Linked DNA regions of Homo sapiens: region 2 is linked to region 1. The links are chromatin loops, found by intact Hi-C in ENCODE. Cell type or tissue: Caco-2. All regions are shown on one strand. Links, peaks and the distances in the headings refer to the core of each region. The heading gives the core; the rest is flanking DNA. Region 1 has its middle 47 kb from the start of LINC00951. Region 2 holds the start of LOC107986594 (a long non-coding RNA gene).

Region 1 (15,563 bases), core at 4,112-12,111:
TCCTTTGAAAGAAGTCTCTCTTGCAGGTGAAGCAGGCATTATCTGATTTCATCAGTGCTGAGTGCCATGCATAATGAGAATGATGTATTTTGATGTGTTTGTTTCCCTCTCCTGGCCAGTGGGCAATTTCACTGGGTGATGGGCCTGCAGAAGGGTGCCAAGGAGAGAAATGGAATCCAAGGCTCCCGCAGCTGCCCTGTGTCTGTGTGGGACACTGGGAAGTCAGCAGCCAGGAGTTCCTGCTGTCTGCATGTCCTGACCTAGCCTCCACCCATCCCAATTTGGTTAGGTTCACAGTGCCTACCTGTCATTCAGTGCCTCTCCAATTTCCCCAGGCAGGAAGAGGCACATCTTCCCAGTCTTACCAGATGGCCCAGCTGTCATTCATGGTCACCATCTTAGTCTGAACTCCCTGAAAAACTGACTCTGAGTCAAGGATTTGAGTGAAGATGGGGGAGGTGGGAAGCAAGGCAAGGAAGGGCAGGAATCTTCCGCACTGGAGTCCTATCCTAGGTTCCACTGTGAGCAACTGTGGCTCAGTCCCACTGCAGGCCTTTGGAAGACCATGTGGGACATGCCTCAGAGTGGACCCTGAAGCAACAGGGAGCTGGGGCACTTATACACCAACTCCATCAGCTGTTGGTTGAGGGCTGCGCCCAGGGGCTGTAATCCCCCAGTGTTCTGGATGCCACATGGCAGGCAGAACAGGATTCAATTGCCAGAAAAAGGCCCCAGGCACAGACATGCAGGCAGTGCCCAAGGAGAGTTAACCTGAGAGTGGCTACAATGGTGAGACCAGGGGCATGCGAGTGGAGCTCCAACAGTGATTACCACAGACACAAGGACTGTCCCAGCTGGAGGAATTAGAAGGGACCATCCCAATGGGGTGCTATCAGCATTGGTTGGAATGAATTTCCTTGTGTGGGACAATAGCCCTTTGCAGTATGTTGGCATCCCTGGTCCCACCCACTCAATGCCCATCATACCTCCTAGTCACTATGACAAACAAAAGTGCCCCCATACATTTCTAAACACCTCCTGTCTCCAGTTAAGAACCCCCAATACAACCAATCCCTTCATTTTCCAGATAAAGGACTGTCACTCATCCAGCAACTCACAGCTAGTTGTGAGAGGCCAAGCTAAGTCTGAAATGCGAGTTTCCTTAGTTGTTATAATTGCTTTCTCAAAAAAAAAAAAAAATTGGGATGGCTTAGTACTCATTCATTCATTCATTTATCACAATTTATTCAGATGTCCTGTCTGAGCTCTATACCCTTGTCTCCCCTCGCTCATGTCTAACCTGGCACCTTCCTGCTATGGCCTCAGGCCTGTCCCCAAGGATTTTGGCAGCATTGGTACCCTGTTGCCAATGAGCTCTGTGTGAGGGGAGGGCTGGTGGCTGCAAAGTGGCCTAGCACAGGCTGTGGCTAGATGGGAACTTCACTCTTCAAGAAGGCTGCCCTAATGCCTCTCCTGTAGCTGATGAAGGCTGCACAGCCGCAGTGATGGTAATGAGGCCCTAAGTCCCTAACATCATGCTCCCGGGAGGGAGACGCTACCCAGCAGCCCTCTCCTTGCCGCCTCCACACCATCCATCTGCCGCCCACTTGCAGCACCTGCAGCCAGGCCTGGGGCCACTCTCCACCCTCCAGGCCCAGGCTTCTCTGTGACTGGCAGTCCATTCAGGCCTGGCACAAACTACTGGCATCAGGCGCAGCATGAGTGCCATGCCAGCCTTGGAAATTATGGAGCATCTCTGGCTGCCACCCCAGGGGCCTGGTTACCCCACCCACCTCCAGCCATAATCCACCTGGCTCCCTCTGCTCTGTGCTAAGGGCTGGGACCAGATGGCGAATGATTGGGGCTGATTTACAGTGACAGCTAAGTCGGCTGAGGATGAGGTGTGGATGTCAAAAGGCACTGAGTAAGGGGCCTGCTAGGTGGGGGTGGGGTAGGGATGGGGACAGAAGCAGGGAAAGGAGGGGTGATCCCGAAACAGAAAGTGATGCAAAGAGGAAAGAAAAAGCCCAGGGCCATGAGAGGAGAGAGGAGAGGGAGAACAGAGGCTGGGAGAAGGGGAAGAGGGAGGAAATGAGTGTAGCTGCCATTAATTGAGCTCTTACCATATGCCAAGCATGGATGTTCTCAGGGCCCTGTCCAATATGATAGCCACTAGCCACATGTGGCATTTTAAATTCAATTAAAATTAATTATAATAACTATAATTACAAATGCAGTTCCTCGGTCACGTTAATCACATTTCGAGGGCTTGATAGGCACAAGTGGCTAGTGCACTGGACCGTACAGATAGAGAGCCTTTCCATCATCCTAGAATGTGCTAGCGGGTGGGCGGTAAAGGGGAGGCAGATATTAAGTAACAACAGTGCATGTTGCTGATATGCACATATATCTCTATCCATCTATATATCTCTACATGCATATATATCAGGCACTGTTCTAAGAACTCTACATAGATTTATCCACTTATATCAGCTGTAGATGACAGGTTTTTCTATCAGAGGTCAGCAAACATTTTCTGTAAAGAACCAGATAGTGCATATTTTAGGCTTTGTGGGCCATATAATCTCTGTCACCACTGCTCACCTCCGCCATTGCAGTGTGAAAGCAGCTGTAGACAAAACGTAAATGAACGGGCATGGCTGTGCCCCAGTAAAACTTTATGGGCACCATGAAATTTAATTTTCATGTGTCACAAAGTATTTTTCTTTTGATTTTCCAACCAATTAAAAATGTAAAAACCTTTCTTAACTTGAGGGTAGAACAAAACAGGCATCGGGCTGGATTTGGCTCATGGGCCATTGTGTGCCGACCCCTGATTGACATCATCCCCATCTCACAAATGTGGAAAGTAGGACACAGACAGACCAGATAGGTCACTGGAGGTCCCATAGCCACAAATAGCGAAGCTGAGATTTGTACCCAGGTGCTTGGGCTCCAGAATCCAGGCCCTCAGCCTCCCCACACAACAATGAACAATGTAATTTCTGGTAGTGATCATTACTTTGAAGAAACTAAGAGTGTGATATGGTAGCAAGCATGAGAGACATGTCGTCTAGATCAGGTGAACAGGAATACTGTACTGATGAGGGAGGCTTTGGCCTAAGACGGAGTGACAAGAAGGATGCAGCCATGGCATGACCCAGGGCACGACATCTCAGGCACGAAGGAGACAGCAGGTGCCATACTCTGCAGCAGGGTCATGGGTCAGCATGGCCGGGGAATGGAGTGAAGGCCAATGGCTGACTCCAAGGACAGGGGGTTGGACATGGAGTGAGGCTCATGAACTCTGATAAAACAGGCACCATTTTAAGTTTGATGGGTAGTCACTGGGGCATTTTAGCAGGAGAATGACTGATACAATTCATGGTAAAACCAAACCTCATCCTGGATGCATAAGAGAAGAGGCAGGAAGCTAGTTAGGAAGCTGCTACAATCGGTCACACAAGCAATGGTGGCAGTGTGGAGTGGGGCAGAGGCTGTGGAGATGTAGATATGAGAACAGATTTGAGTTATCTTTTGAATTGGAGCCAACATGATTTATTTTTCATTTGGATGTGAAATGTGAAGGACAAGGAAAAAGTGGAATGACTCCTAGTTTGGGGGACTTGAGCAATGGGTGGAAGGCAATGCCATATAGAGACTGGGAGGACAAGGAGAAGTACAGGTCTAGGGTGGGGAAATCAAGATTTCTGCTTTGGGACATGCTAAGTCTGAGATGTCATTGGACATCCAAGCAATGATGGCAAGTGGATGGTTCTATATTGGAATCTGGAGACCACTGAAGAAGCCAGGGCTAGAGATATAAATTTGGGGAGCAGCAGCAGGTAGGGGGTTGTTAAAATCATTGAATCAAAGGAAGGTACAGGTAGGGAAGAATAGAGGGTCTCGGAACTGCACCCAGCATTGGAGGAAGGGCCAAGGTGGAGGCTCCAGCAAAGGACAGTGAAAAGACGCTGAAGTCAAGCTGAGAGAAGAGAAGCTGCACGCAGATAAAGCTGCATGCAGATAAAGACTCAGATAAAACATTTATACTATATTTAACAAAATATTGACATTTGTAATGTAGGGTTTTTATAAATAATTATAAAGGCAAGTCTATAGAAAATAAGTGAAGAATATGAACAGGCAATTTATAGAAAAATAAAAAGGCTAATGTTTCAGCCAAGACCCAGGCAGAACACAGAATTTACACCCTGATGGTTCAAATGATGGCAATTAAATAAAGCATCAGCTTGTAAAGAAATGCACAGAGTTAAAGGAATAGGCAAGGGATGATGAAGTGCCCAAGGCTGGCAGCAGCAGGAAGCTGTTACCTCTCCTATGGCTAAAGAGGCAGAAGGGGCTAAAGAGGTAGAAGTTGAAAGAGGGGCCACCCCATGGGAGCTGTAGTTTTAGAACAATGCCAATACCAGAGGCATGGGGCTGGAGCAGGAAAAGAACACCTTGACCTCTCTCTTCTCTCCTCCCACCCTTCAACCTCCTGTCCCCCAGCATTCCAGGAATCTATTTCATAGACAAACACACATACATACAAAATATCAGCAGAAAAATCTTCACACTAGCATTGTTTAGAATGGAAAAAACTGGGAACAATATTAACATCTATCAATAATATTGATGATGATGTTGATAAAGATTATGAAAGCCAATAGGTATATGATGTGTGTGCATGTATGTGTGTGCATGTGCACTTACTATATGTCAGGCTTAATTCTAAGCAATTTCCATGCATCATCTTGTTTAACAATAATCCTATGTGGCAGGTACTATTATTTTAGTTTACATTGAGTAAATCAAACATCAATAAGGTTCTAGTGAAATCATGGTATGGGCATACTATGGAACACTGTGCAGCCATTTAAAAAAGGAAATAGGTCCAGATATATGAATCTGGAAAGAAACACATTGTTAAGAAAAAAGTCGCAGAAGTATTTGTATAGTGTGATTCCTTTTATATTTTTAAAATAGCAACTCTGTGTGTATTTCTATGTGTACAGAAAAGATCTGGAAGGATACACTCAACAAATAATGGTGGTCACTTAAGCAGAGAGGGTTGGACCAATGGGAGTTGAAGAGGAGTGGCATTTTTATTTTACATATAATCAGTATATACTGACATATTACTTATGGATGAAAAAATAAAAGGATCAACTGAAGAAGTAAAAGAAAACAGAGGACAAGAACAAGTCCCACTGTTGAAACTGGGATTTCAACCAAGCAGGCTCCTGTCCCAGTACTGCTGCATTTTAGCTGTAAGTTCCTGGGTAAACACATTGCTTCTCCAAGCTCGGTTTCTCCATCCATGAAAGGCGAATATTAATCATGGTACCCACCTCCTCAAGCTGGCATGAGATGCACATGAGAGACGTGTGAGAGAGTGTACATGAGTCATGCAGCCTGGTGAAGAACGCCCTACAGACGCTCAACAGGGCATGCTCAGCATGTGCTGTGCTTCCAGCCCCTGGGAGGCTTGAGGAAAGTGAAGGTGGCAAGTGGAGAGGGGATGGAGGGCCCACTTCTGTGATTCTGTGGCCAGGACTCTAGTCCCTAGAGTTTACAGGGCACTTTCTTCCCTGCTCACACAGAGCTCAAAACCCAGCACTCGGGGTTGACTCCACCTGCATGCAGCCAGCACATCCTCTCTGTTTGGCAGGAAGCAAATCATGTTCAGTGGCTCTGCAGCCACATCCCCTAATCCGAACTGGGAATGGAGGCCACAGTCATTCAGTAGAAAAGTGAGTTAGAGAATCACACACGTACGCCTCTTTGACCTTCTAGGAATTAATACCAATGTTTTATAAAGTGTTGCCAAGCCACTTTGAGGGCCTTTTAAAGTAAAGCTCATTTGCAATTCACACATTGAGGTTGATATGGAACTAAGTGGTGCCAAGAGAAAGAGTTGTGTCTACACACTCCCCAATAAGCTTCTTCAGAGGGTTATCTCCACCTAATGCTCACTGACATGGAACTAAGCTTTACAGCCCCAAGAACTGTATTGGTGAAACAAAAGTCTGGAAAGATAAATACCAAACTTATACCAGTAGTTAACTCTAGGGTGTGTGTGTGTGTGTGTGTCTGTGTGTTTATGAGGGGGTGAGACATTCCTATTTTCCTTCCAGTATTGATACAGTGCTTGGCTCTGTTGTGATGAAGATTGTTTTCAGATATTTTACGTGAAAAAAATTAATAAAATAAGAAAAAAGAAAGGCACCAAATGGGATTGTTCTGTGGAATACACAATATTATAGACGTATGAAGAAGGACCTGCACTTCCTACACATGAAAGTAGTTACGATTTATAGAGCCCTGATTTGGTCCCAGGTGCTGTGTTACAAGTGCTAAGCTACTGAGTCATGCAGATGACTCCACAAGGTAAGCATTATTCACCCCATTTGCAGAAGAGGAAAGTCGGGGCAGGGGTAGAACCACACCCTAAGTCATCAGTGCATGCATTCGCAGATTAGTGTGAAATCACAGAGCAATGAGAAATGGATTTCCTCCTCCCGGACAGAGTCAAAGAACCTCACCAGGAGGCTCTCCCTCCCTCCCTACCTAAGAGTCTTCAGAGAAAACCTTACAGCATCTGTTCACATGATATCAAGGAGCAAAACGCCAGCGAAATTAGAAACCCCACCATTCCGCCTTGCTGGAAGGAGCCAGGGAAGATAATCAATCTTCAAGATGAGGCTGCGAAGCAGAGCAAGCCAGGCTTGGCCCTTTTCAGAAAAGACCCCAAACAGGGGGTCTGGGCTGTTATCTCCTGGACGCTGGTCCTGTAGCCAGCTTCCAGGGGATAACAGGGGCGGCAGCCCGAGAGGGTCCCCTTCTCTCCAGAGGGGGCAGGCAGCAGGCTCACAGCTGCCCTCTCCCAACATTAAGACAAATTTATAGGAGTGCCAGCAAGGCGTAAAACACACGAAGATAGGCTGTTCCTCACTCCAGCCTGGCTATTCAACCCCCTCACTCCTTCTCCAATTCTGCTTCCTCACCTGCTTCCCGTAGCTGAAGGCAGAAGAATGCCTTAAAGACCCTTCAGTCACCGACAGAACAAGCCTGGCCTGGAGCCGCTCTCTTGGTGGCCACGCCCACCGCAGCCCCAGGACCCCTGGACCCTGTGCAGGGGGCTGTGTGCCCTTCCCTGGCTCGGCTTCTCCAGATGTTCCTTGTGGCTCTCCCTCCCCTTCCTCGCACCTCACTGGTGGCAAAGAGCCAAAGCCCCCGCACACAGTCAAGCTGGCAACCCAACTACATGGGATTCCTATGGCTGCAGATGGCCTGAGACGACTCTCAACCTTGACAGGATCTAGGGCTGGGGGCTTGAGATAGTCAACCAACGCCCAGCCCCTGGACGGGGTTAGAGTCACTCCTCCACCTCGTGGTCATTGTTGGAACTACACCCTGGGAAAGCCTGTCCTGAGAGGCACTTACTCCAAGGGATGATGGAGGAGGTTTGATGATGATGGTGATGGTGATGATGTGATGATAATGGTGATGATGTGATGATAATGATGATGGGTCATGAGTGTAATCACTTACCTCTTGCCACTTTCTGCTCACATCACCTCCTCAAAAGGGCTTTTCCCTGACCACCCTGTGTAAAATAGCACCACCACTCTCCTTAACCCTGCCTTATTTTTTGTAGCACTTATCATCTAAAATATTATTAGTTTGCTTATTTGTTGTTCGTGTAAGCTCCAGGAAAGCAGGAGCTGTGTTTTTTTTCACTGATGTATCCTGTGTAGCTAGGATTACCTCACAGTTAGCAAGTGTTCAATAAATATTTGTGAAGTGAAGGGGTTGGTAAATGACTCCTCAATCTCTCCCTGTGCCCAGCAGTCCTCCCAGCTCCTGGCAAGGCCACAGATCCCTCTCCCGCAGACTGAGTTTGCCTGTAATACTGGGAACAATCCCCATGCTCGTCTGGGAGATGTAAGGACCCTGTGTTAGTCTGTTTTGCATTACTAAAGGAACACCTGAAGCTTGGTAATTTATAAATAAAGGAGATTTATTTAGCTCATGGTTCTGCAGGCTGTACAAGAATGGCACAGGCATCTGCTCAGCTTCTGGTGAGGTCTCAGGAAGCTTTTACTCATGGCAGAAGGCAAAGGAGGAGCAGGTGTGTCACATGGAGAGAGAGGGAGCAAGACAGAGGGGAGGAGGTGCCAGCCTCCTTTTGACAACCAGCTCTTGGAGTGAACTAATAAAGTGGGAACTCATTCATTACTGCAAGGATGACACCAAGCCATTCATAATGGATCCTCCCCTATGACCCAAACACCTCCCACTAGGTCCCATCACTTTTCAACATGAGATTTGGAGGGGACACACATCCAAACTATATCAGACTCCAGGTCTCAAATCTGCTGGTTTGGCCCCCACCGGCCTGTGGTGGTCTTGCCCTTGGTGGTCAAGACCCTGCCCTTGGTCCTCGCCTTTAGCATCTGCATCCCATGGTGTCATTCCTTGCATCTGCGTCCTCCCTGCCTCATCCCAGTGTCCATGCATGTTGCCCTCCCACTGATTGCCAGGCCCTGGGCTGGGTGTTTTGTGTTCACTACCTCTGATCTTCATGGCACCCTGCAAGGTGGGCATTGATTATCCTCATTTTTAGATGAGAAATGAGTTCAGAGAGATGGCACAACTTTGCACATGTGATTTATGCCACCCCTGTGTTTTCCAGAGATGGTCCCAATGATGCTAATGGGTGAAACAAATAAAGAAAAATACACATAAAATAAAGTTTCCATGGTGAGAAATTTCAGAAAACACTGGGTTCAGCAAAGCAGAATTTTTTCTATCAGGACTTCTTAGACTCTTTAAAATGACCATGTGCATGGCAGCCCCCAGTGGGGAGGGGTATATGCAGGGCACAACATTTCCCAAACCTATCTGAATTTGGAACCACTTATCCAAGGAGCATCTCACAGGACATGGCTTGGATAACAAATGCAAAATCGGTTTCAATCCTCCTGGTCAGGAATTAAGATCAGTGGATCAAGATCGGTTTCAATCCTCCTGGTCAGGAATCAAGATCAGTGGATCAAGATTTGTTTCAATTCTCCTGGTCAGGAGTCAAGATCAGCGGATCAAGATCGATTTCAATCCTTCTGGTCAGGAATCAAGATCAGTGCATCAAGATTGGTTTCAATCCTTCTGGTCAGGAATCAAGATCAGTGGATCCAGATTGGTTTCAATCCTCCTGGTCAGGAGTCAAGATCAGTGGATCAAGATTTGTTTCAATCCTCCTGGTCAGGAGTCAAGATCAGCGGATCAAGATCGATTTCAATCCTTCTGGTCAGGAATCAAGATCAGTGCATCAAGATTGGTTTCAATCCTTCTGGTCAGGAATGCCAGGGGTGTAAGTGGGTGAAAGTCAGGCCACTCCTGCGTGTATCTTATTTGATCTCCGCAACAGCTCCATGAAGAAGGAATCCTTATCCTCACTTTCCAGATGGGGAAGCTGAGGCTCAGGAAACTAAAGTAATTTTTCTATGTTGCCCGTAAATATTTGAAGCTAGTGGAGTGTGACTATTCACCGGGTGCTCTTGAATGATGGCGAGAGGGAAAAGGATTAAGACAGTTCACCGGGAACCAGGAGACATGGTAGTAGACATGGGATCTACATGAAAGGAGTTCAGGGAGGAGGATGTGACTGTGTCCAGTCTCAGGGAGTCACCCCAGCCCTGACACACGATGACTGCCACCATAACTTCCACGCTCCTCGGTCCAAGTTCTCAGGATGCTCCTGCAGTTTTAATTAAACGCTGTGTATGGTGGCTCATTAAGGAGAAAACAGTTGTTCTGTATCTAAGTAGCCTCAGGTCTCTTCACCACTTTTACTGCTCAAACAACATCGCAGATAATTTTATAGTGTTTGGACTTGGTATTGCCTCTAAGCCTGGCAGGACCTCCAGGCCAGAGCTGTGTGGCAAATCACTCTGCTCCAAGGACACCGCCCTCATTTCAACAAGGATTCCTGGTCAGGCCCTACCTCCTTTCTCTCTTCAGACCCCCTCCCACCCCAGGGAGGGGCTCCGCCTGCCCTAATGTTGGTGCCAGGATCCATGATGATGGGAGGTAGGCAGGCTTTGGAGGGGTTAGACTGTGTGTACCAGTTCCCACGACTGGAAGGTTGTCTCGCTTCTGAGCTCTGATACACCATTTGGCAACTTGGTCCCTTATTAGGTTATTTCATAGGAAAGGATTAGGAGCCTATTAACAATATTAGTTTACCCTCCCACAGCCCTTGCCACAAGCCAGGCATTGTTCTGAGCTCTTTACCTATAGTAACTTGCCAAATTCTTACAATAACTCTATAGGATAGGTATGGTTGTTATCGCATTTAATAGATGGGGTAACTGAGGCAAAGAGAGTTTTAAGTTTCTTGCCCAAGATTATAAACTATTAATTGGTGAAGCCAGGATTCAAACACAGGCTCTCTGGCCCTGAGTCTCTGGTCTTGACCACTGTGTTATACCATCTGCTAAAAACCCGACTTTCAGCCTTGGCCTTGCTCTTCGTCAGCTCCCCTGAGTAGGGACTGTAATTCTGCCACTGATTCCCAGCTCAGGGATGACAGCTTGATTGACTACTTATCTAGGTCTCCAACCATCACTTGATCCTGGATTGGCATCACCTTTAGCAAATTGTGTTTTCCAAAGATGGTACAGCAAGATCTTTAGAACGTTCACACTCCCTCTCTGAATCTGGACAGATCTTTGTGACTGCCTTTCCCAGAAAATGTAGCCAGAGTGACAAAATGTAGCTTCTGACGCTAATACAAGTGTCATGCACTCCTGCCTTTCTCTTTGGGAACTTGGCCGCTATGTTGTGAGGAAGCCCAGTTAGCCTTTGGAGAGACCCATGTGGAGATAAACTGAGGGCCCATCAAGTTCCAAGCTGACAGCCAGCAATGACTTGGCAGTCAAGTGAGTCACTTTGAACGTGATCTTCCAGCCCCAAGTTGAGTCACTCAGCTAATGCTATGTAAAGCAGAGGCAAGCTGTCCCCACCAACTCCTGCCCAAACTGCAGATTCCTGAACAAAATAAATGATTATTGTTGTTTTAAGCCCCTATGATTTGGGGTGGCTTCTCACATAGCAGTAGATAAGCAGAACACCAGCTGTGTCTGCTGGTGTGATTCTGGGTCATCTTCTCTGACATACCCTTATTTTATTGCTGGGCTCTATCTGCCAGGCCAGACCTCTCCCAACTTCTCTGTCCCCACAATACCTGCCCCTCGCTGATACAGAAAGAAGAATGGCTGGTGCTTTTCCATCTGCCCATCTCCCTGCATGTCACAAGGCGCTGCTGGCCTGGGCCCAGCTGCCAGCCATCCTCCCAGCAACACTCAGCCTCCAGACTGACTCTGAATTCCAGGGACCAGTTTCCTAGGCAGTGGGGCCAATTCCAAGCTATCTTCCAGCTCACATATTTTTGCTTCACCAAGAAAGCTATTATTTCTCCTTTTCATTGAGTGTATTACATCAATTATTTTTTGTTATAAAACTTATAGTTAGTTCTTTTGCAAATTATCCAGTCCATTTTTATTGTTTTTCATAGATCTGACACACTTTGAGTCCCCTTTTAATTTTAAAACATATAAAACATACTACTTTCATACTACTTTCGGTGTGATGGTTAAATTTATGCATCAACTTGACTGGGTTAAGGGCTGCCCAGATAGCGGGTAAACATTCTTTCTTTCTGTGTCTGTGAGGGTGTTTCCAGAATAGATTAGCCCTTGAATCTATAGACGGAGTAAAGAAGATCTGCCCTCACCATTTTGCAGGGGCATCATTTAATCCATTGAAGGCCCAAAATAGAACAAAAAGGTGGAGGAAAGGCAAACTCCCCCCAGGCTACCCCTGCTTCATGAGCTGAGACATCCATCTTCTGCTCATGGACATTGGAGCTCCTGGTTCTGCTTCTTTAGACTCAAGGACTAACACCCGTCCTCCCCATCCCACCCCATCCTGAGTTCTTCAGCCTTGTAGTAAATTACATTACCTCCTTCCTGGTTCTCCAGCTTGCAGACGTCTTTGTAGGGCTCCTTGGCCTCCACAATCACATCAGTCAATTCTCATAATAAATCTCCTCTTGTATATCTATATATATCCTTTTGGTTTTGTTTCTCTAAATAACCCTAATATGCTGGGTAACAAACTATTACAATGCTTCCTATTTTTTAAACATTTTTTGTTACTCTTACTCATGGTGGCTTGTTTCCCTGTGGGTTTGGGGATTTTAAACTGTGAGCTTGTGCCCTGTCAGCATTTTATCTGTGAAAATTCTTTGAGATCTGCCTTTAGAGTATATTCCTCAGAAAAGATTTGTGTTTGCTTCTGCAAGGCTCCTGGTGACATCATCAAGGCAGAATCACTGGCAAATTTCACATGGGTTTATTAGATTAAATATGAATCTTTAAGGACATGCCACCATGGCCAGCATAGATTTTTTTCCAGTTCCCCTGAAGCCCACTTTTCCTTTCCTTTACTATTGCAAGTATTTTAGGACCCCATCTCTACAAAAAATTTTAAAAAGTAGCTAGCTAAGCATGATGGCATGTGCCTGTAGCCCTAGCTACTTGGGAGGCTGGGGTGGGAGGATCACTTGAGCTCAGGAGTTCTAGGCTGCAGAGAGCTATGATTGTGCCATTGCATTCCAGCCTGGGCAACAGAATTAGACCTTATCGAAAAGAAAAAAGAAAAAAACAAAACGATTTTGTAAGAAGCATTTGCTCTATATTCTACTCTGGTTCCAGTGTTCCAATGTGTAAAAGTTTGCCACATTTTAACCTAAGTTAGTTTTCTTAACTACCTTCTTTTTTATGCGAGGTACCCCAAGCAGCCTTAAAAGAGTGGGCACCTGTGTTCAAAGAGGGAGGTAAATAAATGAAAGGAAACAAAAAAATTTTCATAAAAAAAGAAAAATTGTGCCTGGGTTTGTACCTGTTGGCAAGAAAAATATTCCATATGACTAACAACTAAAGTTCTTTCTAAACCATTTAGTAACTCTCAGTGCTATCTCCATAAGCAAATTACAAGTTTATTTTATCTTTTTTCTTAAAGTAAGTATGTTCCTCAACCTGAAAATGGCTTAACATCTACCTTAAGTTATTGTAGGCCTTAAGAAGCAATTCTCCAAAAATCTGTTTCCTGGAAATAATGAACTCAGCTTTCTCAGTAGTTCAGCATTCTTTTCTACCTGGTTAGTTTGCAAATGTGTGGTTTGACAATCTCTACATTAGAGCTGTTGTATTTGCTATCTATTGTCACAATAATGCTATCTAAGAAACCATCCCAAAACTCAGTGGCTTTAAACCATGAACATTTACACAGTAGGTCAGTGATTTAGGTGAGGCTTAGCTGTATGGTTCTTCTGATCCCAGCCAGGTTTGCTCATATGCCTGGAGCCTGGAGGTGGGCTAGCAATCGGCTGCTGCAAGCTACCCTTGGCCAGCGGGACTGAGAAACTTGGCTCTGCTCCATGTTCTCTCATCCACCAACAGGCTGTACTGGGCATATTCTCATGGCAAGGTCAGTGGTTCAAGAAAGCACCTTTTCAAGCCTCAGTTGTATTTTACCCACAAATATCTCCTTGGCCAAAGCCAGTCACATGGCAAACCCAGAGTCGAGAGATGGAGTATATCACCCCACCAGGTGACATAATGGTGGCAAAGTTACACAGCAAAGGGCATGAGTACCAGGAGAAGCAAATAATTGGAGCCAAGTGATGTAATCCATAACAGCTGGTGTCCGGGCAGCCCTCTCACAGGAGCCATGCCAGGCAGCTGGTCTAATCATCCATTAGGGTGTCCCTTGGTGACCAGAGCAGGAATGAACAGAACCCTCCTTCCTCAATCCTATTTGGGCCTTAGCGTCAGAGTCAATGTGTCTGACTCCCTCTCGCGCTCCTCACCTGCCCTGGATTAAAACTGCTAGTAACACAATTTTATAGTTTTCAGGGACCACCTAGGAAGGCAGCAGTCAAGCAGGGCTGATCTCCCTGCATCCAACACATCCACTTCCAAGCTCAGGCCAGAGTGGCTGCTTAGGTATCTGGGCATGCTACCGAAAATAAAATGTGGCTGGAGTTCAATCACTTGAAAACAGAACACCATTTCTTTCCTGAATTACCTGAGGGCATGTTAATAGATGGCTGTAGAGAATCTTTCAAATCTTCCATTCATCAATACCATGCCAAGGAAGGAAGCATAAATCAGAAAGCAGTTATAAGAAATTGTACACGGATGCAGCAAAGCTCAAGGTCAGTGCCCAGGCCATGCACCTGCCTTCCATACACCCAGAGCCCACAACAGGGCTGGGTGCACACCTGCTGTGTGCCTAATATGTGACCCCTGGCCTCTACTTCATAAGCAGAGAGCTGTTACACCTGTAGCTTGAGAAAGGCGAGGAGAATACCTGCGAGGGCTTTGGTTTAAACCCTCCGTATAGGATATATTTGTCAGAACTGTCATGGGAGCAGCTGACAGAAATCTAACTCAAGGTAGCTTAAATAGAATGAGAGATTTACTGTCTCGTGAAACCAAATAACGATGAAGGCCAGCAAAGAATACCGGGAGCCACAGACACAACTGTCAGAAGCTTTGCCTCTTTCCCTCTCTCTCCTCTACTTCCCAGCTTTTCCCTGTGTGAAGTCTCATCTCACCATTTTTCTCCACATTGTAGGTAGACGGGTCGGAGTTGTTGAGAAACTGATCAATGACCAGTTCTGAACACACATCCGTCTGGAAACTTTCTGGCCAGGCAGAAGAGGGCTCTCTCTTCTGAGCTCATGCTTGAAAATTCTAGGGAAAGGGTCTAATTCGCCAGGCCTGCATCATGTGAGCCATCCTGGGCTGATCACTGTGGCTGGAGTTGGGGTATGGAACAGGGGTGGGGCACCAGTGGTTAGCAGCTCTCATCAGAACCACGTGCATTTAGGAAGATGAGGAATACTGTTCTGGGCAGAATGAACCATGCACGTCCACCACAGAGGGCTGATTGTTCTAGCACAGGGACAGCTTTGAAGGTCCTCACCATGAGGTTCCTCACCTACAGAGCCTCACCAGCTTATGGGTGATGAGCACAGATATAGATTTTAAGCCACCCTTTTCTTGAGGAGAGGCTGGGCTTGGTCAAGTGAAATATGAATGGAGAAGGAAAGTAGACAGGGACTATCGTTTTCTTAAGTGTGCCAGGTACTGTCGAAGGCACTCAACAAGGCTTGTCTCCCCTGTTGATCACCTGAGAGATATTAATCTTTTTTGTTGTTGTTTGACACAGAGTCTCGCTCTGTGACCCAGGTTGGAGTGCAGTGGCACAATCTCAGCTTACTGCAGCCTCAAGCTCCTGGACTCAAGCAATTCTCCCGCCTCAGCCTCCCAAGTAGCTGGAAACTACATGCAAGCACCATCACACCCAGCTAACTTTTGTATTTTTAGTACAGACAGAGTTTTGCCATGTTTGCCAGTCTGGTCTCAAACTCCTAGGTTCAAGTGATCCACCTGACTTGCCCTCCCAAAGTGCTGTTATTACAG
Region 2 (15,563 bases), core at 5,094-13,093, 960 kb before region 1:
GGTGATACATTGAATGGCCAGCTAGTGCGGAGGAAGAGATTGGAAATAATTCACGGCTGTGAGCCCTTGGTCTTTCAGTTCTAATTCTGTGTGCAAGACCTCTGGCAGGCCTTGCTGTTTAATTAAACAAATATGGTCCTTATTTTTAAGACATTCTGATCTGTCTGAATTGAATTCTAGAACGGGAAGTAAGAAGACAAGTACACCGAGCCTATGATGGTCATGTGTTCCTGTCACTCTGGACTTGTGGTTCCCAGCTCTGCTACACAACGGAAATCTCTGGAGAATCTCTAGACATCCTGGTGCCCAGACCACAGCCCAGAACCATTCAGTCAGGATCACTGGGGTGGGTCCAGGTGATTCTGAGGCATGGCCATGGCTGAAACTCACTGCTTTTGTCTCTCTAGTACAAGGACTGGCAGGGCAAGAGCTGGGGGCCCGTGGGCACGTGGCTGCTGATGAGATCTGGGCTCTGATGTTTCTGCTGCACTGTTGAAATGCAGCCTGGGCCAGGATTGTGAACGCTGCCGGTGGTAGGGAGCATGGAGTCTGAGCCATCTCCCACCCAGGATGGTCTCTGAGCCCCTCACACACTTGCATGCAGTAATGACAGGGGGTGGGTGGGGTGGGGCCTGGGAAGAAATGCTACAGAATAGGGGGGAGAGCACGCTCTGCCCCAAGACATAGCTCCTTACATGCACAGACCTCAACACAAAAGGCACCATTTCAAACTCATTCACTTTATGGGCCCCAGTTAAGTGATGAAGCTCTGTCTGTATTGGGGTTTTGATTACCGTGGGCTCCCAGAAAGGAGGGCACACTACAGATGTACCATTAAGAAAAAGCAAAATCACACCTCATGGTGTTGGGCCAGCTCTCACCACAGAGGCCACTTCCCTGTTAATAATTCCTTGGTGCTTGGGAGTTGATAAGGGACTTTAATGGAGATTATCTGGGAAAGGATCAGAGCCTGGGCAAGGGTGGAATCTGTACATGACAGACAGTGAGAGGGAGGCTTGGGGAGGTGACCTGCCCAGTGTCACGCAGAGCAGAGATGGCCTTGGAATTTCCGCCTTTTCCCTCCCAGCTCGGGGCTCTTTCTCTTTCCCTGGGAGGGTTTCTGAACACAGAAGAGAGCTGGAGGGTTTCTCTGAGTGGGGCTGGAGGGCTGGGAGAGGCAGGACCTCTTCCTAACACCTCTTGGAGAAGACAGACTTGTGGTTATGGGGGTCGCACCATGGTTCCTTTCCAGATGGGAATACTTCCAAACTCAGGGATTAAGCAAGATTAAAAACAAAAAGGCCCTCTAGAAAGGGGTTAACCTCATTTCCTCAGACATAAAAACTGTCCTTGGCAGTTGGAAACAGCAGAGTTGACTCCACGGATGACTGATGCCCCTTACGGGTGTTATATACCTGTCCACGCCTGCCCCTGGCAGGGATTTAAACATTCCATGCTGTTCCATGAATCCTAAATCAAATAGATTCATCCTGGCCCTTGGTGAAGCCTAAGAGCTGGCGAGGCTTATGTTAAATTGCCCTCTCTGGGCTCCTGCTCCTGAGCTGACAGTCACAAATTCCCCTTAATGAGCACTCCTGAAGTAACCAAGGCAGCGCTGTGAGCTAAATTAAGATTCGAGAGCCCAGGCAGGGAGAGGGAGGTGTTTGCTTTGGCTGAGAAGGTGCCTGGGCCCCGGCCTGTGTGTTTGCCTGGGTGCCCTGATAAGTGGGCTGCATATTAAGTGCCACATGGTGGGACCAGAACCATCTGCTGTATGTCTGAGAGGTCACGCCTGCTGGCCCTTTGGGACCTGGTGGCAGAGGGACCCCGTGTCAACCTGTCTTTGGCTTCCTTTGTGGCCCCGTGGTCACTGAAAAGCCAGAATGAATATTCTTCCTTTCGGAATAAAAATTGAGCTGTGGAAGTTTTGTTTGCTTTGATGAATTACTTCCAGGCTGCTGTTTATTTGGAGAGCAAAGCTCCCCAGCTGCAGGGTGGGTAGAGGCTGCGGTCACTCCCCTCGTCAATGCTGGTTCCTGTTCCTGAGGCCGAGAGAACTCCTGACAGCAGAGTGGGCATATCTTGGTAGTTGCAGCTTTTCAAGACAGTGTGGCCCAGTGGGGAGAGAGCAGAAAACCTGGGTTATGCTGGCTCTGCCATTTATCAGCTGTGTAACCTTGGGCAAGTGATACAACCTCTGTGTGCCTCAGTTTCCTTTCCTCACCTGTCCACAGGGGATCATAATCTTGGCCCTGCATGCCTTACAGGAGCGTTAAGAGCATCAAATGAAACAATAAAAATGAAAACATTTATAAATGGTAGTTTGCCATACATATTTTAATAAAAGTGCCTGCCCTTCAATCCAGCTCTCTGCACTGCCTGGGGACAGTGTTAGCAGGAGGACACCACTCTGACAGGGACCTGGACTTCCGCCTCTTCTGTTTGGAGAGAGTTAGATGATCACATCTCTTATATGTACAAAAGCTTAGTGAATGTAACTTAAAGATATTGCTTGCTTGTAGGCTTCTTGAGGGGAGGAATGATGGTTGGTTTCTATGGATTTGTTACAGGGGAAGGGATATCTCAGCTCAAAGGATATCCTGCGTATCCAAGCCTTCCTCCACTTGTGCCCCACACACTGTCCCCTCTACTTTCTCAAGGAAGTTTTTCCTGCAGCTCTGCTCCCCTCTCCCACCACAGCATCAGTTTCCCTCTCTATGCATGTTTCAGCACGTGAGCATGTCTTAAAGCATCCCTCTGGGCTCCTGCTTCCCTTTAGCTCCAGCCCAGTTCTCTGCTCCTGTCACTGCTCAACCCCCTGGAGGGGTTGTATCTGCTCACTGCCTCAGCCTCTTTCCCTTCCACCCTCTCCCCAGCCACTCCCAGTCCCCTGGCTAAATGGTGCTTGTCCATGATCACCCTGACATGCAAAATGGCCAGTGGTCCACATTCCATCCTGCCACACTCTACTGGCCCGTCTCCCCTTGGAGCTTGTGCTTCTCCAGCTTGTGCTTCTCCAGCTTGTGCCTGAGGCCATACCCACTTATCTGCTGTTCCTTTTCGCACCCTGGCAGTGCCTTCTCAGCATCTCTGCTTCCTCTCTCTCCGCAACTGTTGGAGAACCCCAGGGGGCTGTTCTCAGCAATTTGAATACCTCCATCTCTGGTCTTCAGAGGACATTGTACTCAGTCCTGTGGCTTCAGACACCAACCAGACATGATGACTTGCATATTTCTTTTTCTAGCTTAGACTTTCTCTCTGAGCTCCACTGATGCTCACCTGTCTACTCGACACCTCCTCTTGGACATCAAATGTCATCTGAAACTTCAAAAAGGGCAGCCAGAACTCTCCATCCCTCCAGCTCCTTGCCTCTGATGGTCATGCCTCCCTGCCTTTCTCATTTCAGTAAATGGCACTGCCATTCTCTTCGCTGCTCAGATCAAAAGCCCAGGAGGTGCCCTGACTCTCCTCTTTCTCTTGCATCTCATATTTGGTCTACTGGTGAGTCCAAGCCACAATCATCCCTTGCTGGCACTTTCATGGTAGCCTGGTAACTGGTCTACCCTTGGCCCCTACAATCTACACTACATGTGACAGACAAAGTGAGCTTTTTAAAGCATCAATCACATCATATCACTCCATGGTTAAAATTATTCAGTGGGCTTCCACTCTATCCAGAATAAAATCCAAATCTCTTTCCCCTGTGCATAAGGCTGGTGTGACTTGGCCCTTGTGCTCTTGCTCCCTGCCCTCCAGCCACTCTAGCTTCCTTCCCACCCTGTGGCCAAGCAAAGCTTCCCCTTCAGGCTTCTCGCTTTCCGCTCTGTCTGCTAGGACTGTGCATTCCCAGAACGCGGCGTAGCTGCTCCATTCTCATGATGCAGCTGTCAGTTTAAAGTTATCTTCTCCAGCAAGGCCTCCCCAACCTACCCAGCTAAAAGCAGTCTTCCCAGTTACTGTCTACAACATTACATAGTTTAGCTATTTCATAGCACTTATTATCCCCTCAAACAATCTTACGTATTTGTCGACGTGTTCATTGTCTGTCTCCTTCCTCCCCCTAGAATGTCAGTTTCTCACGTGCTGGGTTCTGTCTTGTTCTCTGCTGTAGCACCAGCACTAGTAGTAGTGCCTGGCATAAGAAGGCACCCAACATATACAGTGTTTGCTGACTGATTGGCTGTTCATTGCTGTTCAGTGCCTGATACCTATCATCAGAGTATTTGGGGCATAGATGGGGACTTGGAGATCACTGAATCCAGTTTTTTATTTTTTTTTATTTTTTTTTATTTTTTTTTATTTTTAGACAAGGAAACTGAGAATGAGACAAGATCACAGCAGAGGTGGGGCTGTCTCAGGCTTAAGAAAGGACCTGACAGTGTTGCTGAGGCTGCTGGTCCTGGTGGTGAAGAGAGGATAGTAAATAAGCAGGCTGGCGGCCAAGCAAGGCGAGTACAGGACCAAGGCCGGCTCTCAGTTGCGGCGCTCCATCCATGCACAAACCTCTTCCTGCCCAAACTGCACACGGCTGGTGGAGAAGCTGAGTGCAGGCGCCACAGGGCAGGCATCAGTCATTATACATCGAATCTGCCAGCCCATACCATCACGGTGGGGGCGCCTTTCTGGCAATGTGAAGGCAATGTTAAGCCTGCCTAGTAGCCTTTGGGTTATGGGGAGGAGGCTAAGACAAAATGCAGGCCTGGGGTAAGGGGCCCTGGGGCTTGCCCTGTGGGTGTGTTGGGGATGGAAGGCAGAAAGAGAAAAGGCCCAGCCACAGCAGATGGGAGATGGGCAGCTGCCAAGAGGACGGGGCTGGGGGTGGAGGGGGCAGTGATGCAGACCAAGAAGAGCCTTCTTCTCTTCCTGTTGTCTGACACGCCACTCTTACTTCCTCTGTGATTGTTATGGTGTCCTCGGGCCTGGGCCTTCAAGCAGTGTTTACACTCACAGCTCTTTGGCAAGAACCACACTCTGATAGGGGAGTGAGACTTTAAGCCAGGGGTTCAACGAGTTACCAAAACATCACTCAGCCCCTTCCTGTTTGTAGAAGCCTGAGCAGAGGAGACAGCTGACTTTGGGAACAGAGAACAAAGGAGCTGAAGATCTGGAAGAGACAGAGAGCAAGCTCTGCCAAGAGGGACAGGAGCACCTGGGCCGCCCACCCACTTGGGCCTGTCTTGGTGTTTCTGATGCTGCCCCTTGAGGCTTTCTCGAGAAGGAATCAGAGGCTGGGCACATGTGACTGACAGGCAGGCCAGTCCTGTGGCTTCAGGAATATGCAGGAAACTCCCTACTCCCCTCCCACCTCACTGTGTGCTCCCCACAAGTGTTGGTGACCTGCTGCCCAGGAGGAGCCACCGAGGGAGGTGCACTTACATTGCTTCTGCAGAATGCTCTGTCTGGCCTTGATGAAGGCGATGATGTCCGAGTCCGTCTGGCTGTCTCCGGTGAGAGGGATGGACGACACTGGCCTCTTGGGGATGCTGGAGGCAACCACGTGTCACATTTTACTACACTTTACAACTGGACTCACCACTTATATTTCCAAAATGCTTTTCCATTTTAGGTGACTGATCTCACTCAGAAAGCTACATGACACGGCTGGCCTGCTTCTCACTCCCTCCTACCTTCTCTGTGTGGCAGCCACACTAAGCCTCTTGTCATGCAAATTGGGTCAAGTCATTCCCTGCCATAGACCCTGATATGGTTTGGCTGTGTCCTCACCCAAATCTCATCTTGAACTGTAGCTCCCATAATTTCCACGTGTTGTGGGAGGGACCAGGTGGGAGATAACTGAATCATGGGGACGGTTTCCTCCATACTGTTCTCGTGGTAGTGAATAAGTCTCATGAGATCTGATGTTTTCATACGAGGTTTCCCCTCTCACTTGGCTTTCATTCTGTCTTGGCTGCCACCATGTAAGACGTGCCTTTCACCATGATTGTGAGGCCTCCCCAGTGACATGAACTGTGAGTCCATTAAATCTCTTTTTCTTTATAAATTACCCAGTCTCAGGTATGTCTTTATCAGAAGTGTGAAAACAGACTAATACAGACCCTTTAGTGGCTTTTCACCACTCATGGAATAAAACTTAAACTCTGTCCCATGACCTACCAGGCTGTGTATGATATGACCCCGGGTCAGGGGCTCCAGCTGCCCCCTTTTCTTTCAGTGACTTGCATTTACCAAGCCACTTCCAGCCTCAGGGCCTTTGCTCTGATGCTTCCTCTCCCTGGACTGCCCTCCCCACCACCCGTCACATGGCGGCTGTGCTTTCTCTCGCTGCCTTCTCTATCCTCTTACCACCACCACTCTTGTCCTCCCATCCCTGATTTACCCAAACCAGCACCCCTTAACCTGGGGCCCATCAACTTCTGTGCCCAGCTTAGATGTCATATCATTCAGTGCTGTGTCCTCAGAGCACCCTCATTCCCCACGTGGCTTAGCTAGTTGACCTCAAGGCAGAGATTACTGTTCTCCTGTCTCTCCTTAAAAACAGAATCATATTTAGCTAAGTTGCCACAACTAAAAAAACTACCTTTCCCAGACTCCTTTGCTGCGATGTGTGGCCGGGTGACCAGGTGCTGGCCAATGAGATTTGTAAGTAGAAGTGTTGTGTGGGAATCTCCTTAGAAAGGGAGGGCTGTGTGTGCCCTCCCCCATCCCCTTTTCCATCCAGCTTCTCCATATAGCATTCCCCTTCAGCAAACTCAGAGCAGTACACTTGCCTGGCCTTGCCAACTTTCCGTCCATCCTCACCCCTGTGCCTCTGCACAGCAGGAGGTGGTAGCCACTTCCTTAGAAGGCAGTAAGGACGGTATGTAACAAGGGGCTGGCCATTCCCGCAGGTAGTTTGGGTGTTGGCTTTCCCGCTGCAGGCCAGCCGGAAGCACTAAAGCAGAGTCCAGGCAGGCAGGGCAGAGGCTGTGCTGGTGAAAGAGGCTGAGCAGCCATTCTAGCCGGAGGATACAAATGCCCATGGTGCTGATCAACTCTGGTAAGCCTGGAAGCAAATGCTGCTGGGTCTTCAGGCCAGGCTTGTCAGCTCCCTGCTCTGCTCTGTGGTGGGGCTGCCCTGGGCTGGCTCTTTCCCTTTCTGGCCCCCAGGTACGTCTATTCACAAGAAGATATGAAACAACTCTGCCCAACACAGGGCCCTGGTGACTGTGGGAGAAAACCTCCCCGCTTTGAGTTGGCCTGTGTGAGAGATTCCAGGGAATTCCCAGGGGACCAGGGCAGAGGCCAGACCTGGGTTCTGTCTGTGTGGCTACTGGACGAGGGGCTTTTTCGGGGAGTAGACTGGAGATGGAGGCCCACTCCGCCCACTGCAGGGGCTGTCACAGGCATAACAGGAGAAGACCACAGACCTGTCTTCCAGTGGGGTGCTGGTGCTGCTCTGTTTCTGGCTGTGTGGACTGGGGCAAGGCGAGGGCAGGATTTTCCTGGCATTCACATCACTGCAAAACACAAACAAACAAAAGCAAAAGGAATGGGGGCAAATTTATAGAAGGAAATTCAGGGTTTATATCTAGGAGCTGTTATGGACTGAATGTGTCCTCTCAAAATCCCTATGTGGACACCCTAATTCCCAGTGTGATGGCATTGGGCAGTGGGGCCTTTGGGAGGTGAATAGATTTAGATGAGGTCCTGAGGGTAGGGCCCCTGCACTGGGATTAGTGTCCTTATAGGTATAAGAGGAGGATGAGAAACTACAGTGCTCTCTCTCTCTCTCTCTCTCTCTCTCTCTCTCTCTCCCCCCCCTCTCCCTCCCCCCCTCCCTCTCCCTCTCCCTCCCTCTCCCTCTCTCTCTCTCTCTCTCTCTCTCTCTCTTTCTCTCCTATGTGAGCACACAATAAGAAGGAGGTGCCAGCAAGCGAGGAAGGAAGCCCTCAGCAGGAACTAAATCTGCTGTGCTACGGACTGGAGGTTTGTGTCCCTGAAAAGTCATGTGTTGAACCTAATCTCCAATGTAATGGTAGTAGAGGTGGGGCCTTTGGGTGGTGATTAAGTCATGAAGGTAGAACTCTCATGAATGGGATTAGAGTCCTTATAAAAGAGACATTGGAGAGCTCCCTTGCCCCTTCCACCATGTGAGGATGCGTCGAGAAGACAGCTGTCTATGAACCGGGAAGGGGGTCCTCACCAGACATCGAATCTGCCAGTGCCTTGATCTTGGACTTCCCAGCCTCCAGAACTGTGAAAAATAAACGTTTGTTGTTTGAGCCACTCAGTCTATAGTATTTTGTTATAGCAGCCTGAGCAGACTAAGACAAGAGCCAAGAGTCCTGTCTTGGATGGTTTACACAGTAATTTTCTTTTTTTCTTTTTTTTTGAGATGGAGTTTCACTCTTGTTGCCCAAGCTGGAGTGCAGTGGCATGATCTTGGCTCACTGCAACCTCCGCTTCCTGGGTTTGAGCAATCCTTCTGCCTCAGCCATCCAAGTAGCTGGGATTACAAGCATGCATCACAACACCTGGCTAATTTTTTGTATTTTTAGTAGAGATGGGGTTTCACCATATTGGCCAGGCTGGTCTTGAACTCCTGACCTCAGGTGATCCACCCACCTTGGCCTCCCAAAGTGCTGGGATTACAGGCGTGAGCCACTGTGCCCGGCCTACACAGTAATTTTCATTGTTAGAGCATGCATCTGTTGGCTGTAGCAGCTGAACAACAAACGATGGCCACAACTGTCATTGATAGACACGCCAGGCTTCGTGAAAGTGCTCTGCAAATATCATGCCATTTAATCCTCTCAATGACCTAAGAGGTAGATGTCATCGTCTCCATTTTATACATGAGAAAACTGAGGCTTAGACAGATTAAAGAAATTCTAAAGTTATCCAGCTGGTAAGTGGCAGAATCGGGAACTACTCAGGATTCTTTGAGGCTTCAGAACCTGTGCTCTCAGCCACAATGCCTTCTAACTGGGCTTGACTCTGTGGCATTCTAGGAACACACGCTGGCCTACCCCTGACCACACTGCCTGCCCCTGGGACCTAGCTTCATGCTGAGAGAGGAGTCAGATCCAACAGCTCATTAGATGCAGCTGTGCCTGCTCACCTAGGCTGCTGACATGTGCGCCTTGCCTTGGATTCCTGGCCAAGTGCAGTGGAACCCAGAAGCTCCTCTTGGGAGGTGAAGAGGCGCGTGGACACGGCTGGTTGGAGGCCAGTGTATTCCACATGCCTGTGGTTACAAGGTCCTTACTCTAAGTTGTGCTGTAAGGAGATCTTCCTCGCTTCCTGCCTGGAGACAACCTCAGAGCTGGAAGAGGCCTAAGAAGTCACCTGGGTACAACCCTCCTTTTACACTCTGGGGACACTTGGGCTGAGAGGCAGGCTAGGGTTAGAGACAGGTGAGCCGGCTCCGCGGAGTCTGCATCTTCAGTCCAAGGTACTCTACAGACCTGACAAACTGCGTGTCTCACTCATGAGTATGGCCCCTTCCCCGGCTCTGGCCTTCCGCCTTCCGATCTCAGCCAATGGCAAGGCTGCTTCCATAGGTCACGACTGTGGTCAAACAAGCAAGAAAAGACACCAGAGCCTGGGGAAGCCCCCCCTCACCCACCAATGTCCATTTCCTAGCAGTGGAGAGACTTTCCACGAGGTGCCCTTCATGGTGGGAAAGCAGAGATCCCTGTGCTGGGTCTAGTGAGGACCGATGTAGGACCAGAGGTAGCCACCAGGTGGCAGGCTCTGCACGCTTTTCTTCAGAGAACAGTAACCAATTCTCAAGGCTCCTGCTGAGTGGTTCCTGGTGCAGCCTGGAGAAGGGAAGGAGAAAGGGCTTTCCATCCTGCAAGTGCTTTCATGACAACGGGTCAAGGTCAGTTTGGAAGCTGTAGCAAATTTGCAAGACCAAGGCACTGGCACAAAAATGGCTCATTCACTCAGTGGCTTCCCAGTGGAGCCTTGGCTCAGGTTCCAGGGAGAGTTCACAGGTGCCAAACTATTGAAAGGTGGGAGGGGGTGGAAGAGGATGGAGAGATGGATGGGGCAGGGTAGAAGGGCACGATCACACCGTGGCCAATAGGGGCATCTAGTACTCTTTGCGGAGGCCCAGCTGCCCCACCTCATGCAGGAGGGCAGTGCAATGGAAGGCTGGGGGCTCTCGAGGGAAATGACTCCTCAAACCTGTAAGCTGCTCAAGCATCCTGTTCCTGGATGCCACAGCTTGGTTTCTGTAATTCTGGGGATGATGCCATAAATGACCTCTGCCCTCTCCCTTTGCCCAACCAGCCTTTGACACCGAATTAATTTCTCATGTTGACGCCCCTCTGGAGAGAGAACATACCAGCCATCAGAATGAAGTATCTTCCTTAATAAGGATTAATAAGCCATATTAATAGTAATTAGGCCTTCTGGGTTGCCAATCAGAGTGTTTAGTGGGATCAGCTTCCAGGACCTGAGCATCCCTGGGGAAGTGATGAATCAGGTTTCTTTCAGAACCTGATGAGCAGAAGACCAGCGCCCCGCTACCCCCAGTTCCCCACCTGCGGCAATTCTCAGGAGCAGCCGCTCTGGAGCTCGGGCAGCAACAGCCGCTGGGCCCTCGCTCTCTCACCCTGGCGGCTCTGACCGGGCACTGACCGGGCAACATTTATCTGCTCACAGAGTGACCGTGTCGGAGGGACCTTTGCACATCTTACAGATGAGGCAAGGGAATCCCAAAGTGGGGAGCTGGCTTGCCCGAGGGTGTGCTGTCGGAGGGGCCATGACTGGGATTCATGTGATTCAAATCTCAATAAAGGGGACTTGTTGGAGGTGGTCAATAATGACGTGACACACACCTTTGAAGTCCAGGGTTCTCGACTGCAGGGTTAAAGGTCTCTAGGCAAGCACATCCAGGAATCATCTTAAGTTGGAATACCTAAGGAATCTCCAGGAATGCCCAAGGCCAAGACAAGGTGGAAGGAGCACTATTCTGATGGGTGGCACAGCAGACAGTCCCTGGAGGCCTTGCCCAGGGGCTACTCCTTAGACCTATTCCACCATGGACTCTCTCGGAGATGCCGGCGGATAAAGGCTGGCAGCGGCATGATCAACAAACAAGCAGTAAAGAGGCAGCCCTGGCTGCAAGGGAGTATGACAAAGGGAATGAGGCAGAGAGGAGGAAGAAAAGGAGAAGGGGGATGTAAGGCAGGAATAGAGATAGGCAGAGCTGACAGTGGAGGGAGGGATGGGAGAAGAGGCGAGTGGAGGAGGGAAGGAGGCAGGCAGAGGGCAGGGGGAGCAGTGGGTGGAAGGAAGAAAAGGCACTTGCCATGGAGTGTGAAGGTCTAGGTTTAATTTGTGGCTCTTTTTTTTTTTTTTTTTTTTTTTTTTTTTTGAGACAGGGTCTTGCTCTGTCTCCAGGCTAGAGTGCTGTGGTGTGATCTCAGCTCACTGCAACCTCTACCTCCTGGGTTCAAGCGATTCTTCTGCCTCCGCCTCCTGAGTAGCTGGGACTACAGGCACGCACCACCATGGCTGGCTAATTATTTTTGTCTTTTTAGTAGAGATGAGGGTTCACCATATTGGCCAAGGCTGGTCTTGAACTCCTGACCTCGTGATCCACCCACCTTGGCCTCCCAAAGTGCTGGGATTACAGGTGTGAGCCATCATCCCTGGCCTAATTTGTGGCTCTTTGTGTTATTAACTACAGAGTTAAAGCATCTCATTCCCTTTCGGGGCCTCAGTGTCCTCATTTACAGAATGGGGAGGCTGAACTCTGGGTTTCTCAGCTGAAATGGCAAGGGCCAGTCACAGGGAATTCTGGGTTTCCACACCTTAGAAGGTTGGCCTTTTAAGGAAACACAGCTTTACCCTTTAAAAATCCTGGCCTCTTGGGAAAATCAGACGGTGTGGACACATTGGAAGAGCGGATACCCCAGGCAGGAGGATCTGGTGGTGGGAAGCACATAAAGAAAGCGCCTTGTACAAAATATTACAAAATGTGGGCTGGTAAATGCCAACACCTACTAGATAACATTATGGACATGTGTCCCTAAAAGGCAGTCATTGATCCTAAACACAACTGCTGTGAGGAATGAGGGGAGTGCACGACTCCGACAGGCCTGGGTTTGAGTTCACCACTGATTAGCTGGTGACCCTGGGCAAGCTACTTCATCTCTCTGAGCCTGAATTTTTTCACCTGTAAAGTGGGGGACCATGATAGTAGGCACAGTGCTCATGTATTTTGCACCTGGCCCAGGAGGGCCCTCTACAAAGGCTACGAGATATTATTGCCGTCAGAGGAGAAGGCCAGTGCTGTCTCCCTTGGGAACGTGGGAATGCCAACAGCGAATCCTTCACGTGAGATGTTCACAGGGAATGTCTGAGACGCCATGATGGCCTGAGACAGGGTTCCCTACCTGGCTTACCGTGGCAGAGTTCTGTAGGCCCGTTACTACCAGCATCTAAAGCAAGTGGCAAGGATTTCTTTGTCAGAGGTGGAGCCCCTAGAGCTCTTCCTTTCCAGTCTCTGGCGGGGTTACTTTTCCTCTCACCTGCCTAGTGTGACCGTCCCATCCAGGAATGCTGGCACTCCAACAACTGTTGGAGGAGGAAATATGGGGCAGCCAGCCACTCAAGTTGAGGTGTTTTAACAAACACTGTTCAGGACACTCAGTGATCTCTGCCCAGGAATTAGAGCATCCAACCAGCTCGCCGGCAGCAACCACAGGGGACAGGGCTGAACAGCGCTCTAGGGCTGGCTGAGAGCCATCTTCCCCAAGACCCTTCTGCCAGCAGTCACCGAAGGGGCTTGGGGTGGGGGTGGGGACTCTGGGAGCAGGATTTTTGGAAAAGCTCCTGTGGGTGATCTGATGCACACCTTTCAAATTCAAGGTTCTGAACACTAGGATTAAACTTTTTTTTTTTTTTTTTTTTGCAAGCACAGTGTATTTCTTTTCTTTCTTTTTTTTTTCTCTTTTTCAGACAGGGTCTCGCTCTGTCACCCAGACTAGAGTGCAGTGGTGCAGATCTTGGCTCACTACAGCCTTGACCTTCTGGGCTCAAAAGATCCTACCATCTCAGCCTCCTGAGTAGCTGCGACTACAGGCATGTGCCACCACGCCCGGCTATGGATTTGTGGGGAGGTAAGGATATTTTCATATTTTGTTGTAGAGACGGGGTTTCACCTTGTTGCCCAGGCTGGTGTTGAACTCCTGGCTCAAGCGATCCACCGGCTTTAGCCTCCCAAAGTACTGGGATTACAGGCATGAACCACTGTCCCTGGGCAAGCATAGTGTATTTCTACCTTGCATCTGTCGGGCCCCTTGCTGACACACCTGCCCCTCTCTCTCTCTCTCACACACACACACATGCACATGTACACACTTCAATGTCTTTGAAGCCAAAGGAAAAATGAGAGACAGGGCTTTCTACTCGCTGAGCAGGATATTGCTACCAGTAGAAGCTACCCAAGAGATCAGAAAAGAGGGTACAGAAATAGCCAGGGGTTCTGAGCCTCACAGCTGAAAGGAGAGCTTATTCTCATGGGGCAGATACACAAGGGCTCAGCACAGAGCCAGAGCAATGATTGAGGAAGCTGAATCCTCCTCGTTGTGTTTTTCAGATGTGCTGTGTGGAGTCCTGGAGTTTCAGCGAGAGGGCTCCGTGTGTGGAAGGTGCAGGTATACAGGGGTTGGAATTCAAATTTACTGGCCTCTAGAGGTTGGCAGGTGCCCAGGTGAATGCATGGAGTGGGCCAGGTGCAGGGCACAAATGCTAAGCTGCCTGCATTGCCATGGCATAGTGCAGCTGCCTAGTTATTCTGCTTCTGCAGTTTTAAAAATCAATAGACTATTATTTAGAGAAGTTTTAAGTTTACAGAAAATTGAGCAGATAGTACAGAGAATTCCCTTATACTCCTCTTCCCCACCTTTCAGTTTTCCTTATTATTAACATTTTGTATTAGTGTGATAAATTTGTTATAACTGGTGAATGAATATAGATACATTATTATGAACTAAAGTCCATGGTTTATGCAGGGGTTCACTCTTTGTGCTGTACAGCTCTATGGATTTTGACAAATGCATGACATCATCTATGCAACATTACAATATCATACAGAATAGTTTCACTGCCCCCAAAATTCCCTGTGCTCCATCTATTCATCCTTTCCTCCCTACAAGTCCATGACAACCACTGACTATTTCACTGTGTCCATAATTTTGCCTGTTCCAGAATGTTATATAGTTGGAATCATATAATACATAGTCTTTTCATATGAGCATCTTTCACTAAGCAATATGCATTGCAGGTTCATCACTTTTCATGGCCTGATAGCTCTTTTTTTTTTTTTTTGAGATGGAGTCTTGCTCTGTCACCCAGGCTGGAGTGCAGTGGCTTGATCTCGGCTCACTGCAACCTCTGCCTCCTCGGTTCAAGCGATTCTCCTGCCTCAGCCTTCCAAGTAGCTGGGATTACACGTGCATGCCAATATCCTTGGCAAATTTTTGTATTTTTAGTAGAGGTTGGGTTTCACCATGTTGGCCAGGCTGCTCTTGAATTCCTGACCTCAAGTGATCCACCCACCTTGGCCTCCCAAAGTGCTGGGATAACAGGCCTGAGCCACTGCACCCAGACTTGATAGCTGAATAATATTCCACGGTTTGTTTATTCATTCACTTTTTGGAGGACATCTTGGTGGCTTTCAGTTTTGGGCAATTATAAATAATTATACAAAAAGCTACTATGAACAATCATATTCTGTTTTTTTTTGTGGACATAAGTTTTCACCTCAATTAGGTAAATAACTAAAATGCAATTGCTGGATTGTATGGTAAGATCATATTTAGCTTTGCAAGAATCCATCAAACTGTCTTCCAAAGTGGCTGTGGGAGTGCAAAACCATTTTGCATTCCCTCTAGCAATGAACGAGAGTTCCTATTGCTCAACATCCTCACTGGCATTTGGAATTGTCATTTTTTGTTTTATTTTAGCCATTCTAATATGTATGTAGTGGTATCTCATTGTTGTTCTAATTTGTATTTCCCTGTGTGACACAGGATGTTGTGTACCTTGTCATGTACTTATTTGCCATCTGTATCTCTTCTTTGGTGAAGTGGCTGTTCAGATCTTTTGCCCACTTTTAAACTGAGTGGTTTATTTTCTTATTGTTGAATTTTTAGAGCTCTTTGTATACTTCAGATACAAGTCCTTTATCAGATATATGTTTTGCAAATATTTTCTCCCAGTCTGTAGCTTGTCTTTTAATTCTTTTAAAAATATCTTTTGCAGAGTGGTGTTTTAATTTTAAATAAAGTCCAACATCAATTTTTTCTTTCATGAATCTGCATTGTCTTCCAAAACACCAGGCTAGCCAAACAAAACACATCATGTCAGTTATTGACCCTGGGCTCAGGGGCTCACATAGGAGATGTGTCCTAAAACCAGAATGTGAGGCAGTGAGAGGGCACTGGGTCTGGGATGGCGGTGCTGTAGCCCTGGGCAGATGGACCCAGTGGCTCCTTCCCTAGTGCGGTGTCCGGCATGCAGCAGATGCTGGAGAGATGGACTTCAGGATGGCACTATGCCAGCCACAATGGGCACTATGCTGTGTGCCAGTTCCTACTGCT

Evidence for each region. Hi-C counts contacts between places; a loop is a spot of excess contacts. Peaks named below come from ENCODE experiments on the same cell type or tissue, not always from the same donor. Only the 100,000 strongest peaks of a DNase experiment are listed, where the experiment ranks them.
Region 2: it touches region 1 in a loop (10-fold over the local background); 25 of 110 quality-filtered maps call a loop at or near these places.

Annotation. Positions count from the first base shown.
Region 1 is chr6:40,301,487-40,317,049 of GRCh38, forward strand. No RefSeq gene overlaps it. Among named protein-coding and RNA genes, the nearest start is that of LINC00951, 47 kb to the right of the region's middle. RefSeq lists a silencer at 3,346-3,529 and enhancers at 6,538-7,105, 7,106-7,672. In Caco-2, for the core only: a CTCF peak has its summit at 7,403 (motif pointing left); a DNase peak (open chromatin) is centred at 7,375.
Region 2 is chr6:39,338,333-39,353,895 of GRCh38, forward strand. KIF6 (kinesin family member 6) reads right to left here. Exons shown (of 23, transcript NM_145027.6): 20 at 8,144-8,194; 21 at 7,368-7,457; 22 at 5,377-5,483. It overlaps LOC107986594 (a long non-coding RNA gene), which reads left to right and starts at 12,919. Exons shown (of 4, transcript XR_001744111.2): 1 at 12,919-13,079; 2 at 13,559-13,616. It overlaps LOC105375047 (a long non-coding RNA gene), which reads left to right. Exons shown (of 3, transcript XR_926774.3): 2 at 181-346; 3 at 4,307-4,369. It also overlaps the pseudogene ANKRD39P1. RefSeq lists enhancers at 1,187-1,688, 4,963-5,012, 4,995-5,832, 6,507-7,008. In Caco-2, for the core only: a CTCF peak has its summit at 9,685 (motif pointing right); a DNase peak (open chromatin) is centred at 9,679.